Linked DNA regions of Homo sapiens: region 1 is linked to region 2. Evidence: read pairs that join two places in POLR2A ChIA-PET (ENCODE). Cell type or tissue: Panc1. All regions are shown on one strand. Links, peaks and the distances in the headings refer to the core of each region. The heading gives the core; the rest is flanking DNA.

What was found. Peaks named below come from ENCODE experiments on the same cell type or tissue, not always from the same donor. Only the 100,000 strongest peaks of a DNase experiment are listed, where the experiment ranks them.
Region 1: POLR2A ChIA-PET joins it to region 2 with 14 read pairs; 5 of 35 experiments call an interaction of 5 or more read pairs at or near these places.

The regions. Positions count from the first base shown.
Region 1 is chr15:41,797,505-41,805,837 of GRCh38, forward strand. It overlaps MAPKBP1 (mitogen-activated protein kinase binding protein 1), which reads left to right. Exons shown (of 31, transcript NM_014994.3): 3 at 2,319-2,410. Among named protein-coding and RNA genes, the nearest start is that of JMJD7, 26 kb to the right of the region's middle. In Panc1, for the core only: no CTCF peak of the experiment used is centred there; a DNase peak (open chromatin) is centred at 4,787.
Region 2 is chr15:41,626,792-41,635,124 of GRCh38, forward strand. It overlaps a transcript of MGA not described here. Among named protein-coding and RNA genes, the nearest start is that of MGA, 29 kb to the right of the region's middle. In Panc1, for the core only: no CTCF peak of the experiment used is centred there; no DNase peak of the experiment used is centred there; H3K27ac peaks cover 3,017 bases.

The DNA of each region.
Region 1 (8,333 bases), core at 45-8,044, 170 kb after region 2:
GACTTAAACTGAGTATCCCCCAGACTTCCCCAGGATGATTTTGTTGCTCTCCAGTCAGTAATAGGTGACTAGATCCCAGTGGTTCATTAAGCTGAGAAAAAGTAGAGGAGGCATAAGTTAGGGGAACCTATCAAGAATGTATAGAGAAGGCCAAAGTTACTTTGTTCCACACTAGGTTTAGTGCCTCAGATCGGCGCAAGGGTAATTGGCAAGTTTGGTGCTTGCCAGGTGGCTGTGGGTTGCTGCTCTGTATTGAAACCACATCTACCAGTGAGCAGACACATGTTAGAATTCCTCATCTGCATCCCCAAGATACACAGATAACCTTGGGGACCTTTCTGGGGAATAGGTATTAAATGTAACATCTCAGGAGACTTATTTTGGTCTTCGGCCACCACAGGGCATTTCCTTCCAACCTAATTCAAGCTAAAACGATCTTCAGAGATAAGAATTTAAACAGGTTCAGCCGGGTGCGGTGGCTCATGCCTGTAATCCCAGTACTTTGGGAGGCCGAGGCGGGCGGATCACGAGGTCAGGAGATCGAGACCATCCTGGCTAACATGGTGAAACCCTGTCTCTACTGAAAATACAAAAAACTAGCAGGGTGTGGTGGCGGGTGCCTGTAGTCCCAGCTACTCAGGAGGCTGAGGCAGGAGAATGGCGTGAACCCGGGAGGTGGAGCTTGCAGTGAGCCGAGATGGTGCCACTGCACTCCAGCCTGGGTGACAGAGTGAGACTCTGTCTCAAAAAAAAAAAAAAAAAAAAAATCTAAACAGGTTCTCTAGGAGTACTTTTTGAGATGGCGTCTCGCTGTGTCACCCAGGCTGGAGTGCAATGGCGTGATCTCGGCTCACTGCAACCTCCACCTCCCAGGTTCAAATGAATCTCATGCCTCAGCCTCCTGATTAGCTGGGATTACAGGCACCAACCACCATGCCTGGCTAATTTTTGTATTTTTAGTAGAGATGAGGTTTCACTATGTTGGCCAGGCTGGTCTCAAACTTCTGACCTCAAGTGATCTGCCCACCTTGGCCTCCCAAAGTGCTGGGATTACAGGCGTGAGCAATTGTACCTGGCCCCTCTAGGAGTACTTTTAATTCTGCGGTTGGAGCAATAAGAGAGAAGGAGAAACTCCAAAACTGTCCTAATTGATTCTGAGCCTCCCCTCTCTAGAAACTGGCCTGGACTAAGAATAGACCGCCCTGCCACAAGCATCCACCCTAAGTGTTTCTGGTTTACATTGCCCTCTTAGGGCCTCTGAGACTCTCCTCAGGTTCGGTGTTTTCATAGCAGAGTGCTGTCTAGCCTGTTCACATGTCCGTCCTGCATTCTGAAGCCCCACTCTCTGAGCCAGGGGAGATCAGGGACATTCTTGAGCAGAGCCAGTGCAGGGAGTGCACAGTCCTGGAGCAGGTAAAGACCTGGAGCAGCAAGTGAAAGACCCAGAGCAGAGGATGACATGGAGTGACAGCAAGAGGTTAGAGGGAAGTCTCAATCTCACTTGGCATCATCTAGCAGAAAGACCAATGAATTAATTTGAGGTTAGTTCGTGTGGGTCCTGAGGCCTGCAGACAGTGTGGGGTAACAATACTAATGATGAGAGTGATGAGTGTCTCCCGTGGCCGTGTCCTCTCTGAATCTCTGAGCATTTTATCTTTCATCTCTGTGGGAGTTGCGGCTTAGTAATAATAATTAGAGTACCCTGAGCATCGGTGCTTTGTAGAACACAGCATTAAGCCCTGTTTCTGCCTCCTTGGAGTGTAGTCTGTATGAACTGGCAGACATTTGGGAGGTGGAGCCCTCTGACAGAGGGGAAGAACATGATAGAATGCAAAGGTCAGGGATATTCTGAGTCACCTAATTGATACCTAACATTCTTTTGGCTCTTGGTAGGTCAGAGTGGCCTTTCCTTCATGCCTGCCAAAGCACAAAGATCAGTGGCCTCACCCAAGTCTCACAGACCCAAGAGTCTAGTCTGGGGATCCCAGGCTCTAGCTTATACATGGTACCTTCCTGGTTTTGGGGAATGCTTGTTCCTCTGTGGCCATGAGTTATGCTTTAACGAGTTGGTGTTCTTTCCTGTGGTACCAGCAGACTGAGCCCTGCCGAAAATAGGTGATGCACGCTGGGTTTTTCCCGTGTGATCAAGAAGCCCGGTGGGCAGAACAGAAGAAGCTGCAGAAGTCATAGCTCCATTCTCCTGAAAACATGGGTGTCTGGAAAGTAGCCAGTGCCTCAGGATGGTCCCAAGTACCTTCAGCACCTTCTTCCCAAACACACTCTGTCTGTAACATGTCACTTCTCTCTTCCTCTAACAGGTGACCTTGGAGAAGGTGCTGGGAATTACAGTGTCTGGAGGCAGAGGACTTGCCTGTGACCCCCGATCAGGTTTAGTTGCTTACCCAGCAGGGTAAGTAAGCGCCTTGGAAGAGATCTTGATGCATGGGAATTTATAGCCACGCTAGAGCAGTTGGGATGGGCAGGGATTTTCTGGTATCTTCTGGAAGATAGATACAGGTTAATGTTTTGTTGTCATTTTTGTAAAGAGACGCAGGACCAGGTAAAGGTTCTTTGTCGGGTGCTGTCATTGTTGCCATCCTGTGCTGCTTTTCAGTTATCTACCCCACCTCCCACACACAGATTTACACTTTATGTTACACACAGTTCCCAGCACCATCTTCAGTAACTACCTTCCAGTCATTTAAAAAACAGCTTTATTGAGATGTAATTCACATACCATATAACTCACTATTTAAAATACCCAATTCAGTAGTTTTTTAGTATATTCACAGAGTTGTGCACCCATCACCACAATCAAATTTAGGACATTTTCATGACCTTGTTCCCTTTTTTTTTTGAGACAGGTTCTGGCTCTGTTGCCTAGGCTGGAGTGCAGTGGCTCGATGTTGGCTCACTGCACCTCCGCCTCCGACACTCAAGCAATCCTCCCACCTCAGTCTCCCGAGTAGCTGGGACTACAGGCGCACTGCCCCATGCCTGGCTAATTTTTTGTAGAGATGGGGTTTCACCACATTGCCCAGGCTGGTGTTGAACTCCTGAGCTCAAGCCATCCACCTGCCTCAGCCACCCAAAGTGCTGGGATTACAGGCGTGAGCCACTGTGCCTGGCCCCATTCCTATCAGTCACTTTTCATTCCCACCCCCACCTTACCAGACCTTCATCCCTAGGCAACCACTGTCTCCATTAATTTGCCTATTCTGGATATTTCATATAAACGGAATCAGGTAACACTGTATTTGGCCTTTTGTAACTGGCTTCTTTTTGTTGCCCAGCCTGGAGTGCAGTGGTATGATCATGGCTGACTGCAGCCTCAGCCTCCTGCCTTAGCCTCCTGAATAGCTGGAGCTATGGGTGTGTGCCACCATGCCCAGCTAATTTTTCCATTTTTTTGTAGAGACAGGGTCTAACTCTATTGCCTAGGCTAGTTTCGAACTCCTGGGCTCAAGCAGTCCTCCCGCTTCAGCTTCCCAAAGTGCTGGGATTACAGGCGTGAGCCACCACGCCTGGCCAGCATAATGTTTTCAGGGTTAATCTATGTCACAGCATGTATCGCTACCTTATTCCTTTTTGTGGCTGAATAATATTCCACTGGATGGATGTAGCACATTTTATCTATTCTTCAGTTGATGGACATTTGGGTTGTTTCTACTTCTTAGCTATTATGAATATTCGCCTGTTCTAGTCACTTTGAGAGAGATCAGTGCCATAGAAGAGAAGTAGGGGAGTGGGGCTACTATTCTTTCTCTTGCTGCCTTTTCACTCCTCTGCTCCTACAAGTGGGAAACCTCCAACCATAGTTTCTTCAGGCTTCTGGAGAAAGCTTGGAACCCCTCCTGCTTCTGGCTCACTCTGTTCCATGCTGATAGGCACAGGAATGTGAAAATGAGTAGCGCTACTGCTGTACCTTTCTTACTCTACCATTAACTTGTTAATGCCTAGTTCATTCCCCAATGTAATTTTCATAGCAACTTTTATAGTTTTTATACTAGATACATGATTTGCTTAGTTTTATCACCTCATCAAAAAAGCTTCCTTTATCAGGCTGGGCCCGGTGGCTCACGCCTATAATCCCAGTACCTTGGGAGGCCAAGGTGGGCGGATCACTTGAGGTCAGGAGTTGGAGACCAGCCTGGCCAACATGTTGAAACCCTGTCTCTACTAAAAACATAAAAAAATTTGCTGGGTGTGATGGCGGGTGCTGGTAGTCCCAGCTGCTTGGGAGGCTGAAGCATGAGAATCACTTGAACCCAGGAGGTGGAGGTTGCAGTGAGTGCAGATTTCGCCACTGCACTCCAGCCTGGGCGACAAAGAGAGACTCTGTCTTAAAAAAAAACAAGCCACCACCAAAAAAAGCTACCTTTATCAATCAAGTACAGTCATGTGTCACTTAATGATGGGGATATGTTCTGAGAAATGTGTCATTTGGCAGTTTCGTTGTTGAGTGAACATTACAGAGTATACTTACACAAACCCTAGATGGTATAGCCTACTACATACCTAGGCTACATGGTGTAGCCGGTTGCGCCTGGGCTACAAACCTGCACAGCAGGTTACTGTACTGAATACTGTACATAATCCTAAGACAATGGTATTTGTATATTTAAACATAGAAAAAGTATGGTTAAAATATCATATAAAATATATTTTAAAAAGGCACACCTGTATAAGGCACTTACCATGAATGGAGTTTCCAGGACTGGAAGTTGTTCTGGGTGAGTCAGTGAGTGAGTGGTGAGTGAGTGTGAGTGCCAGAAACATTACTGTACACTTTACAAACACTGTACACTTGGCCATACTAAATTTATTTTAAAAACATACATTCAATAATAGATTAACCTAACTTACTGTAACTTTCTTACATTTTATAAACTTTTTTTTTTAACTTCTTGACTCTTGTAGTAACACTTAGCTTAAAACACAAACACAGTACAGCTATACAAAAATATCTTTCTTTTATCTTTTTTCCGAGATGGAGTCTCCCTCTGTCACCCAGGCTGGAATGCAGTGGCACGATCTTAGCTCACTGCAACCTCTGCCTCCTGGGTTCAAGTGATTCTCCTGCCTCAGCCTCCTGAGTAGTTGGGATTACAGGCTCCTGCCACCACGCCTGGCTAATTTTTGTATTTTTAGTAGAGATGGGGTTTCGCCATGTTGGCCAGGCTGGTCTTGAACTAATGACCTCAAGTGATCAGCCCTCCTTGGCCTCCCAAAGTGCTGGCATTACAGGCATGAGCTACTGTGCCTGACCCAAAAGTATTTTCTTTTTATCTTCTATAAGCTTTAAATGTTGTTTTTAACTTTTTAAACTTTTTTGTTAAAAACAAAGACACAAACACACACATTAGCCTAGCGCATAGAACTACATAGGGTCAGGATCATCAAGATGTCACTAAGTGACAGGAATATTTTAGCTCCATTATAATCTTACGGGACTACTGTCATACATGCCCTTCGCTGTTGACCAAAATGTTATTATGTGACGTATGACTGTACTTATTCTATGCCAGGTACTTTTTAAGCACTTTATATGAATTATTTAATACTCTGAGCAACTATTATCACCCTCATATTTTAGAGGAGGAAATTGAGATCCAAAGAGGTCAAGCAGGCCAAGTGCAGTGGCTCACGCCTATAATCCTAGCACTTTGGGAGGGCAAGGTGGGCGGATCACCTGAGGTCAGGAGTTCAAGACCAGCCTGGCCAACATGGTGAAATCTTGTCTCTAGCAAAATACAAAAATTAGCCTGGCGTGATGGCGGGTGCTGGTAGTCCCAGTTACTCGGGAGGCTGAGCTGGGAGAATCGCTTGAACCTGGGAGACGGTGGTTGCAGTGAGCCGAGATCGTGCCACTGCACTCCAGCCTGAGCGGCTGAGCAAGACTCCATCTCAAAAAAAAAAAAAAAAAAAAAAGGTTAAGCAGGCAGGGTGCAGTGGCTTTGGGAAGCCAAGGTGGGAGGATTGCTTGAGACCAAGAATTTGAAACCAGCCTGGGCAACATAGTGAGAACCCTGTCTCTACCAAAAAGTAAAAATAAAAAAAATTAGCTGGGTATGGTGGCATGTGCCTGTAGTCCTAGCAACTGGGGAGGCTGAGGCAGGAGGATTGCTTGAGCCCAGGAGGTGAAGGCTGCAGTGAACTATGATCGTGCCATTGCACTCCAGCTTGGGTGACACAGTGAAACCCTGCCTCTTAAAAAAACCAAAAGGGTTAAGGAGTTTGCTTGAGGTAACATAGCTAGTGTGTGTAATGGGGTTCTAACCCAAGTAGTATGACTGTAGAGCTCTGATTGTTAAAATGGCACAGAGTAGGGGGAGACCACACTGTTTTTTTTTGAGACAGAGTTTCATTCTTCTTGCCCAGGCTGGAGTGCAATGGCACGATCTCAGCTCACCGCAACCTCCGCCTCCTGGGTTCAAGCAATTCTCCTGCCTCAGCCTCCAGAGTAGCTGGGATTACAGGCATGCGCCATCATGCCCAGCTAATTTTGTATTTTTAGTAGAGATGGGGTTTCTCCATGTTGGTCAGGCTGGTCTCAAACTCCCGACCTTAGGTGATCTGCCCACATTGGCCTCCCAAAGTGCTGGGATTACAGGTGTGAGCCACTGTGCCCGGCCACTTTCTGCTTATTTTTAACAAATTGCTTTTCCTCTAAGCTGCCTACCTGCCCTTTGAATGAGAAGAGCCCCATTTATGGGCAGCTCAGTCTGTGCAAGGGAGACTTCTGCCCCTGGGTTTGGGGTCAGTGTCTCTCCCAAGTGGTCCTCTGGTGTTTAATGGCTGCAGTAAGGGTGCTGTGGGAGCCACACGGGCTCTGCCTGGCAAAGGCTGGGCTAGGCTCCATTTTCCCCTAGAGAAGCAAGCTGATGGAAAGACCTCTCTACTGGATAAGTTTGTGCAGCCTGCCTCAGGGGAATTCCACTTGTTCTTGCCTCTGCCTGGGAAAGCCAGGTTCCCTCTTGTTGGAGGTGGGGCTGGGGCTGGATGTAGCACAGGCAAAAAAGGCCTTGGGGTGCTGCTTGGTGCATGCTGAGACCTGTGTCCCTGCCCTGGAGAGTGTGGAGTCCTGCCCGCTTTCTTCCTCACACACCCCTGGACTCCAGGCCTGGCCTTTAAGGGCATGTGCTTATGCATGTTTATGAGCAGGTCTCAGCCCAGTGCATGTGCCTGGGAGTCATGATCCTTCCAGATGGTGTACAGGCTTTCCTGATGGAACCTCTAGTAGGTTTCCTAAGCGTGTATGCTTGGCTTAGGCCATCCCTGGGCAGTGCCCCTAATCTGTTCCCTGACCTTTTGATTTCTTAGAACTTGAAGTTGTCTGTGCAAATGGCTTCTTTTCTGGGTGTTTGAGTTTTGCTGTGTTCTAGAACTCCCTGATGTGCTGCTGTGATGTTGGGGGCCACCAGATTCTGTGTGAGCACAAGCAGGTTCTTCACCTCCCTCCTTGTCTCCCTGCTTTTCTTATCTGATCATCCTTACACTGCCCCCAGCCCCCACGCTCTTGTTCCTCCTGTGCCTGTTGCTTTGGGAGCCAGCTCAGGTATCCTAGAAACAAGGAGAGAAACAAAACTCAGAAAATTCTCTGAGGCCCGGAGGCGAATATCAAACCAAAACAAAGTTTTCTGAAAGGAAATGGAACAGCACAGGAAAGGAGGGTGGGCAGTGTGTCAGGCAGAGGTGGGTAGGAGCTCCAGGCTGAGCATGGAGCCTGTCCTAGTGGCTCCTACATCCCTTGGCCGTTGTTTCCCCACGGGAAGCCCCCCTACTAGAGGATGCCAGACAGCCCCTTTGAGAGACTTAATTGAGTTGAACACCCTTAATTGAGTTGGGCCTTTTCCTCAGCCAGCTGGTGGAAGGTTGATGGGCCTTCAAGCCCAGCACAGCCCCTGTGCCCCTGTGCCCCTGTGCCCAGTCCTGAGAATGGGTTTCTCCTGGCTCCTATGCCAGAATGGCCTGGGTGAGTGCCCTGCGCACAGCTGCTCCTCTCCCGCTGGGATGGGAAGTGTCCCAGCAAGGTGACGGGGTGTATCTGGCAGCTAAGAAGAGACCTCTTGGTTGATTTAAGTGGGGAGGAGAAGAGGGAACCCCTGCTCTCCTGAGGAGGCCCTCCATTTCCTCAGCCCATGTTAAAATTGATTCTGAGATCCTCAGCTTTGAAGCATTGCACTGGGTGTGACAGAATTCTCCTCCTGAACTGTGTTCTCGTGACACCTGAGCTGAAGGAACACAGAGCTACCTTCTTACTTGCTGTAGGGTATTCGCCAGGGACAGTAGAGAGACCAGGTGGGCCTGAGAGAAGAAAAGGTTGGGACTTG
Region 2 (8,333 bases), core at 174-8,173:
ACCTAGCTTCCCTTCCAGCTTTTCCCATTATTAAAATCTTATGTTAGTATAGTATATTTACTATAATTAAAATAATTTATTTTAGTTTTTGAGATGGAGTCTCTCTCTGTCACCCAGGCTGGAGCGCAAATGGCACTATCTCTGCTTACTGCAGCCTCTGCCTCCTGGGTTCAAGTGATCCTCCCACTTCAGCCTCCTGAGTAGCTGGAATAACAGGTGATTCTCGTGTCTCAGCCACCCAAGTAGCTGGGATTACAGGCGTGCACCACCACATCCAGCTAATTTTTTTGTATTTTTGGTAGAGATGGAGTTTCATCATGTTTCCCAGGTTGGTCTCCTGAGCTCAAGTGATCTGCTCTCCTTGGCCTCCCAAACTGTTGGGATTACAGGTGTGAGCCACCACACCCAGCCTATTATAATTAAGGAACCAATAATGATACATTATTATTAACGAAAGTCCATAGTTTATTCAGATTTCCTTTTTATCTAATGTCACTTTCTTGTTTCACTATTCCATCCAAGATAACACAGTACTTTTTGTAGTCATGTCTCCTTAGGATCCTCTTGGCTATGATAGTTTCTCACACTTTCCTTATTTTTGATGACCTTGACACTTTTGAGGAATACCAGTCAGGTTTTCTGTAGCATGTTACTCAATTGGGATTTGATGCTTTTTTCATCATTAGACTGGGGTTAGAGTACTTAGTATCAACATGATTGTCACTATTGATGTGACCTTGATCACTTGGCTGTCAGTTTTGTTTTTAAATGTTTGCTTTTCTATAGCTAATATTAATAAAATTTGTTACTTGCAATATAAAAGTAAATATCTGTTGATATTCTACACATGTCTACCAGTAGCATTTATAATAAGTAATACATTGACAAGCCTAATAATACAGAAAAAGGATAGTGGATATTATAATCAAGGAAAAATAATGACGAAGTTGCCTGAAGGGCTAATTGTAGAAAGGAATTAAAGGCGTTAGTACCATATAGCTTATTTTAACAGTCTTTAAGCTGTTTTAGGACTCTGTTTTAAGAAGAACATTCTGGTAATCAAGAATTGGATCTAAATTCAAAGGTAGGAAAGGAATTATTCAATTATTCATAGTAGGATGAAAATACAAATCGGATAGTTGAGATCAATTAGGTAATATCTTACAATTCAACAACAAATAATTAATGAGCCCTACTGCGTGCCAGGTGCTAAGGATTGAGCATTGAACAGGACAAAGTCCATGCCCTCATGGAAATTATATTTTGGTAGACAATGAGCTAATAAAGATGATTTCAGGGCCAGGCATGGTGGCTCATGCCTGTAATCCCAGCACTTTGGGAGGCCGAGGCAGGTGGATCACCTGAGGTCAGGAGTTTGAGACCAGCTTGGCCAACATGGTGAAACCCTGTCTCTACTAAAAAATACAAAAAATTAGCTGGGTGTGGTGGTGCACGCCTGTAGTCCTAGCTGTTCGGGAGCCTGAGGCATGAGAATATCTTGAACCCGGGAGGTTGCGGTGAGCTGAGATCGTGCCACTGCTCTCCAGCCTGGGTGACAGAGCAAGACTCTGTATCCAAAAAAAAAAAAAAAAAAAAAGCTATGAAGAAAACAATACAAGAGATAGAGAGTGGTGGTGGTGGGTTTGGTGGTTCTTTTAGGTGGGTTGCCAGGCAAGGCTTCTCTGAAGTAACATTTGAACATAACACGACCTGAATGATAAAGAGTAAGACACACCCAAACGTGGAGAATTGGAAGTGGTGGGAATAGTAATGCAAAGACTTTGTGTCAAAAATCAGTTTGGGGATTTTCAAGGAATTACAAGAAGGCTAGTGTGCCAGAGTTGGGAGAGTGCTGGGGTATGAAGTGGTGGTGGTGGTGGTGCATGCTAGTAGGAAATGAGATTGAGAATTGGCGGGGCTCAGATTGTGTAGAGCCTTGCAGGCCATGAGGTTTTTGGATTTTATTCTAACTGATGGTATTCATTGGACAGTTTTGTGCAGAAAAATGATACCTAATTTATGTTTTCAAAACATCGCTTTGCTGCAGAGGCAATTAAGCCGTTGGAGGCCGGGCACGGTGGCTCATGCCTGTAATTCCAGCACTTTGGGTGGCCGAGGCAGGTGGATCATGAGGTCAGGAGATCGAGACCATCCTGGCTAACATGGTGAAACCCTGTCTCTACTAAAAAATACAAAAAAAATTAGCTGGCCATGGTGGCGGGCGCCTGTAGTCGCAGCTACTTATGCTTAATCATAATGCATTGAAAAAGTGCCACTGCACTCCAGCCTGGGCGACTGAGCAAGACTTCGTCTCAAAAAAAAAAAAAAAAAAAAAGAAGCCATTGGAGTGTTGTGAGGTACAGTAGCTTGGACTAGTGAGGTAGATAAAGATAGATGCAGTGAGAAGTCATTGAATTCAGGGCATGTTTTCAAGGTAGAACCAACAGGATTTGCTGATAGATTAGCTGTGGGAGGTGAGTGAAAGAGAGTAATCAAAGATGATTACAAGGCTTTTAGCTGGAGCCAGTGGTGCCATTTACAGAGATGGGAAACAGGAAGGAGCTAGTTTGGATGAAGTGTTTAGATGTTTGGAGCTTGAGATGCCTGCTAGATATCCAGGAATAGCCATTGAGTAGGCAGCTGACTATTAAATTCTAGAGCCTAGGGTCAAGATCAGGGTTGCGAATATACCTTTGGGATGTCATCGATACATTGATGGTGTTTAAACATATAGAACTGCCAGCCTCTGCAACATAGTGAGACCTTGTCTCTATAAAGAAAAAAAAAAAATTAGCTGGGTGTGGTGGTGTGCCTGTGGCCCCAGCTACTTGGGAAGCTGATGTGGGAGGATTACTTCAGCCTGGGTGGTTGAAGCTACAATGAGCCATGATCATGCCACTGCACTCCAGCCTGCGCGACAAATGGAGATCCTGTCTCAAAAAAACAAAACTGAAAACAAAAACATGTAACTGGTTAGGTCAGCTAGGGAGTAAAGAAGAGGGCTAATGACTGAGCCCTGAGACTACTGATATCATAGAGTGGAATAGATTGTAATATATACTTAAATTTCTTTTGTATTGGTATCAGGACCAAATTGACTGAGCAACATGTAAATAGTATAACACTGAATAATGCCTTTGAGATGATTATAATGTTACTAGGCTCTTCCTGTTACTTGAATCCTCATGTTTTTGTCACTTTCCTGCCTGAAGATTTCTACTTTCTCTCCATTGTTTGAGGACATAAACCCCCAGACTTCTTCGCTTAGCATACCAGAGCCTTCATTGTCTGAGTACTCTACATCATCTCGCTCCTTTTTATCTTTTCTCCTCTTTATCACACCTACCGTGCCCAATGTGCTTGGCTCTTTTATAACCCCCTTTTGGCCTGGAATACTCTTTCTCCTCCTGCTGCCCTGCCTCAAACTCCTACTCAGTCTTCAATATCCACCTTAAATTTGCTATGTAATTTTCCCCAATTTCGACGGATAAAATTGACCCCTTCACTGCATGGTACTTCCTCAGTGCTGTTGCTTATACTTCAATTTATAGCAAAATACAAAATCAGTTGGCATTTTGGCTTTTAAAAAAATTCATTTGTTTTCCCAGTGCTTGGCATGTGGTAGATGCTTAATCATAATGCATTGAAAAAGTTTAAAAGTTTTGCTTTGGCCAAAGAGTAAGTAATTAAAAACTAAATCTTACAATACACGATCATATGGATCATTAGCTGAGATTTTTAGGATCTTTTTATTATGTCAAGTTGTTGGTTTTAGTGATATTCATTGTGGCATAATTTAGCCAGTACAAAGTTTAGTGAAATGTCAGTTAGAAGTCTTAGTTCAGAGACATATTAGGAATGTTTTATTCTCTAGGGCTGAATAATGCTTATTCTTTGGAGGCAGGCTATTATAATAGATTTTTCCTTCACTTGCCCACTTTTCCACCCAGCTTCTCAGTAGTCGGGAATTCTATTTTAACAGTACACGTGTACTTTGAGCTCTTTGCTGGAGATGGAACCTAATGTAATAAATCCAGTAGAATCAGCAGTACTCACCCCAGGAATGTCCTTTAAATTGTTGGATAGAAGGAGGCTTACTGGTGTGAATTGTAGGTGTGAAGATTTTTCAGCCTGTGAGTCCAAAGTAGGGTTGATTATTTTGTCATTCAATCATAAGCATGTATTGAGTACTTGCCATATATGGGTATTGTATGAGGTACAGTGTGGGGGACACACAAAAGAAATAAAAGGCATTCTTTGCACATGAGGCCTTGACAATTTAATTGAGGAACTGAAACATAGGAAGGAATTTAATCTTAACAAGCAATATATCCGTAAGTGCAAAGTACTGTAGTATAAATCAGGGACTGCATTTCTTAAGCCCATAATTATATTCTCAGGGTTATATGCAGTCTTATATCAGTTTTCAACATTTTAATTTGACTTGAAGTTCTGCATTTTCTCTTATCCTTTAACGTTTCTAGTTTCAATAAGATATTGATTTAGCTCTTTGTTTGATATGATAAAAGCCATATATAAGAAGAGTTCTCTGTCACAATGTTGCATCCAAGCATTTTTTCATTTCATGTCTATAAAGAAAGTACATAGGCCCACACCTGTAATCCCAGCACTTTGGGAAGCCAAGGAAGGAGGATTGCTTGAGGCTAGGAGTTCGAGACCAACCTGGGCAACATAGCGAGACCCTGTCTCTATGAAAACATAGAAATGAAAAATAAAAAATAAAATACATAATTTGAAATGGTAGAATGTCATTTATCCTTTACAAGTGTGACAGAGGCACACTTTCTTTTTTTTGCTATGTGTAGGTTCCTCCTCCGCATACTTTGTCTTTCCACTTAAAGGGGTGGAGGGGGAGAAAGAGAACCTGGAGAACAAATTTTGTGTGTGTATATGAATCTGAATTTAAAAGTATGTATTTTCATTAAAGGCAACCAACTGAACAGAAAAAAAAGTATGTATTTTCATATTTGAATTATAAAAGTGGCTTTTTTTTGAGAAGATAAATACATAAGCACAAATAATAATTTCTAATATGCCAGCTATCACTGTTAGCGTGTTGATATGCTTCTATGTTTCTTTTTTTTTAAATGGCAAGTGTTGTTTTTTTAGCTCAGATACATTTAGAAAAAAGATAATTGTCTTTACATAGGTTTATCTGATCATATTACTCTCAATAAAATTCTTTAGTGGCTTTGCATAGTAAATGGAATCAAGTTGAGACAAGTTCAGACTCCTTACTTAGCTTGACACATAAAGCTCACTACCTCATAGTTTATCTCACGTCATATGTCTCCCTCATACGCAACTTGTTTTATCCATGATACATGTGTGTACTACTTTCAGGCCTCTAGATGAGGGGTTGGCAAATGTTTTCTGTAGAGGACTAGATAGTAAATATTTTAATGTATGGACCTTAGCGTTTCTTTTAAGTACTACTCAATTCTGTTGTGGTAGTAAACTGCAGGACCAGCCCAGAGAGTGTCTACTCTGTTGATAACAGAATGTCAGGTTACTTTGTAGATATAAAAGAGCCAAGATTGCAAGTCATGTAGCCTGGGCATGCACAATAGAAAAAGCTTTGATCTTTAACAGCACCCAGAACCAACATCCCTCCTCTCCTCCCCCAGCAGAACCAAGAAGTCTGGGACATGACCAGAACTTGAATGCTGGAACCTTTTCAGAAGCAGCGGGTCCATTGGCCGTAAAGATCCAGGGCTAAAATTTGCCTCAGCATACCTTACCGAAATGGTTAAGTTTGAAGCCCTCCAATCAGACCTTGGCAAGCCAACATTTCCAGGTCTTTTCCCTTGCCCTCCAACCTCTTAAAACTTGTCCCAGACTCCAAATCAGGGAGATAGATTTGAGCTGGGCCTCCTGTTTCCTCACTAGTCTGCCTTGCAATAAAGCGTTTCTTTTCTCAAAAGCTGGTGCCTCCTACCTGTAGGAGGTCTCCTTCCTGTAGGAGATAGGGAAAAAAAAAAAAGCTGGTGCCATAGTATTGGCTTCAATGCATAATGGGCAGAGAGCCCATTTGCTAGATAACAGCACAAAAGCAGCCACAGACAATAATACACAAACAAATGAAATGGCTGTGTTTCAGGAAACTTTATATATAGACACTGAAATTTGAATTTCATGTAATTTTTTTTTTTTTTTTGAGACGGAGTCTCGCTCTGTCGCCCAGGCTGGAGTGCAATGACATGATCTCAGCTCACTGCAACCTCTGCCTCCCGGGTTCAAGCGATTCTTCTGCCTCAGCCTCCCGAGTAGCTGAGACTACAGGCGCGTGCCACCACGCCTGGCTAATTTTGTATTTTTAGTAGAGACGGGGTTTCACTGCGTTAGCCAGGATGGTCTTGATCTCCTGACCTTGTGATCCCCCCTGCCTTGGCCTCCCAAAGTGCTAGGATTACAGGTGTGAGCCACCACGCCCAGCCTGGTAGCCACCTGTTAAGGGAAGATTACTATATGCCAGGCATTGTGTTAAGGATCATTATTTAATCGCCTAAGTAGTCTCTTCCTGACATTGCCCTCCTATGGTATTTTTTTTTTTTTTTTTGAGACAGAGTCTTGCTCTGTTGCCCAGGCTGGAGTGCAGTGGTGCAGTCTTGGTTCACTGCAACCTCTGCCTCCTGGGCTCAAGTGATCCTCCCACCTCTGCCTCCCTAGTAGCTGGGACCAATGTAACTGTGATGTTACAGAAAAAAATAAAGCAGGGAAGAGAGATGGGGAAGAAATCAAAATCTGAATTGAGATTGAGCCACAATACTTGGCTAATTTCTGTATTTTTAGTAGAGACGGGTTTTTGCCATGTTGCCCAGGCTGGTCTGGAACTCCTGAAATCAAGTGATCCACCCACCTTGGCTTCCCAAAGTGCTGGGATTACAGGTGTGAGCCACTGTGCCCGGCCTGTGATATATTCTTAATATGGCAGCAGAGAGAAGCTGTCAGATTGGAGATGCTGATGCTGTTAAAGTCCAGTCATATCGTTCCTCTGCTCAAAACCTTACAGTGACTTCCTATTTCTGGCAAAATAAAAGCTAAAATCCTTACAACGGCCTTTAAGGTTGTATGTGAGCTGCTCCCCTCTTACTTCTCTGACCTTATCTCTTAACACTCCCTTCCTTAATCTCTGCTCCAGCTTCTTCATCTCCTTGCTTTTCCTTGTTCATGCTGGGCATATACCCTTTCATTTCTGGTTTCCTCTGTCTGGAATACTGCATAGCTTGTTCCCTCAATTCAGATTTTGATTTGAATGCCTTGGTTCCTATTTTGATTTCTTCCCCATCTCTCTTCCCTGCTTTATTTTTTTCTGTAGCATCACAGTATATAACACACCATATTACATCATGTATTTATTTATTTTCCTTGTTTGATGTTTCCCCTACTAAAATTCGAGTACCATGAGGACAGGGATTTTTGTCCTGTTTGCTGCTGTTTTTGTAGTACCTAGCAAGCACAAAGTAAGTGCTTAATAATGTTTGCTGAGTGAATGAATAAACTGCCACAACCCTATGCCATGGACACTGTTATTTCATTTTGCAAATGAGGAAACTAAAGCCCAGAGAGGTTAAATGATTTGCATAGGGTCACATGACTCTTAATCTTCCTGCTGAATGGCTTTATCTCCTGTCATCTCATTATGCCTCTGTGCTCAGTCATGGGACACTAAATATTTGTGTATGTTTATGTATGTGTGTGTGTATGTATGTTTGAATATCATATACATGTTTTATCTTCTGTGCCTTTGCTCATGTTGTTTCCTCAGGAGACATCCTTCCCCTTTCCTTCCCCTTACTGAGGTAGAACTTTATTTGCAGGAGAAATGGTGATTTAGAGGAGTTGCTGGGTATGAAGATTGTTTGGTGAGATAGAGGGATGAGTATTGTGAGCTAAGGCCAAATGATGGTAAATGCATATAATGTATGTTCAGGGAGCGTTTGGTTAGAATGAGGTTTTGTTTGAGTATGATAGACCATGAAGTTAAAGAGAGGGAGGGAGGGTTATGGTCCCACCATTGAGACCTCGAGCTTCAGGCTAAGGAGCAGGTATTTTTATCTTGTCCCTTGAAGGTTTTTGAGCAGGAGAGTGTTAATGAAAAAATAGTACTTGGAAAAATATTTGATTTTGCAGTGGTGATGAGAATAGTTTGAAGTAAGAACACTTAGGAGATTATTAGGATGACATAGTTCAGAGGTGAGGTAATCAGGGCTGAAGTTTATAATTAAGAGTGGAAATTGGCTGGGTGTGGTGGCTCACGTGTGTAATCCCAGCACCTAGGGAGGCTGAGGCAGTTGGATCACTTAAGGTCA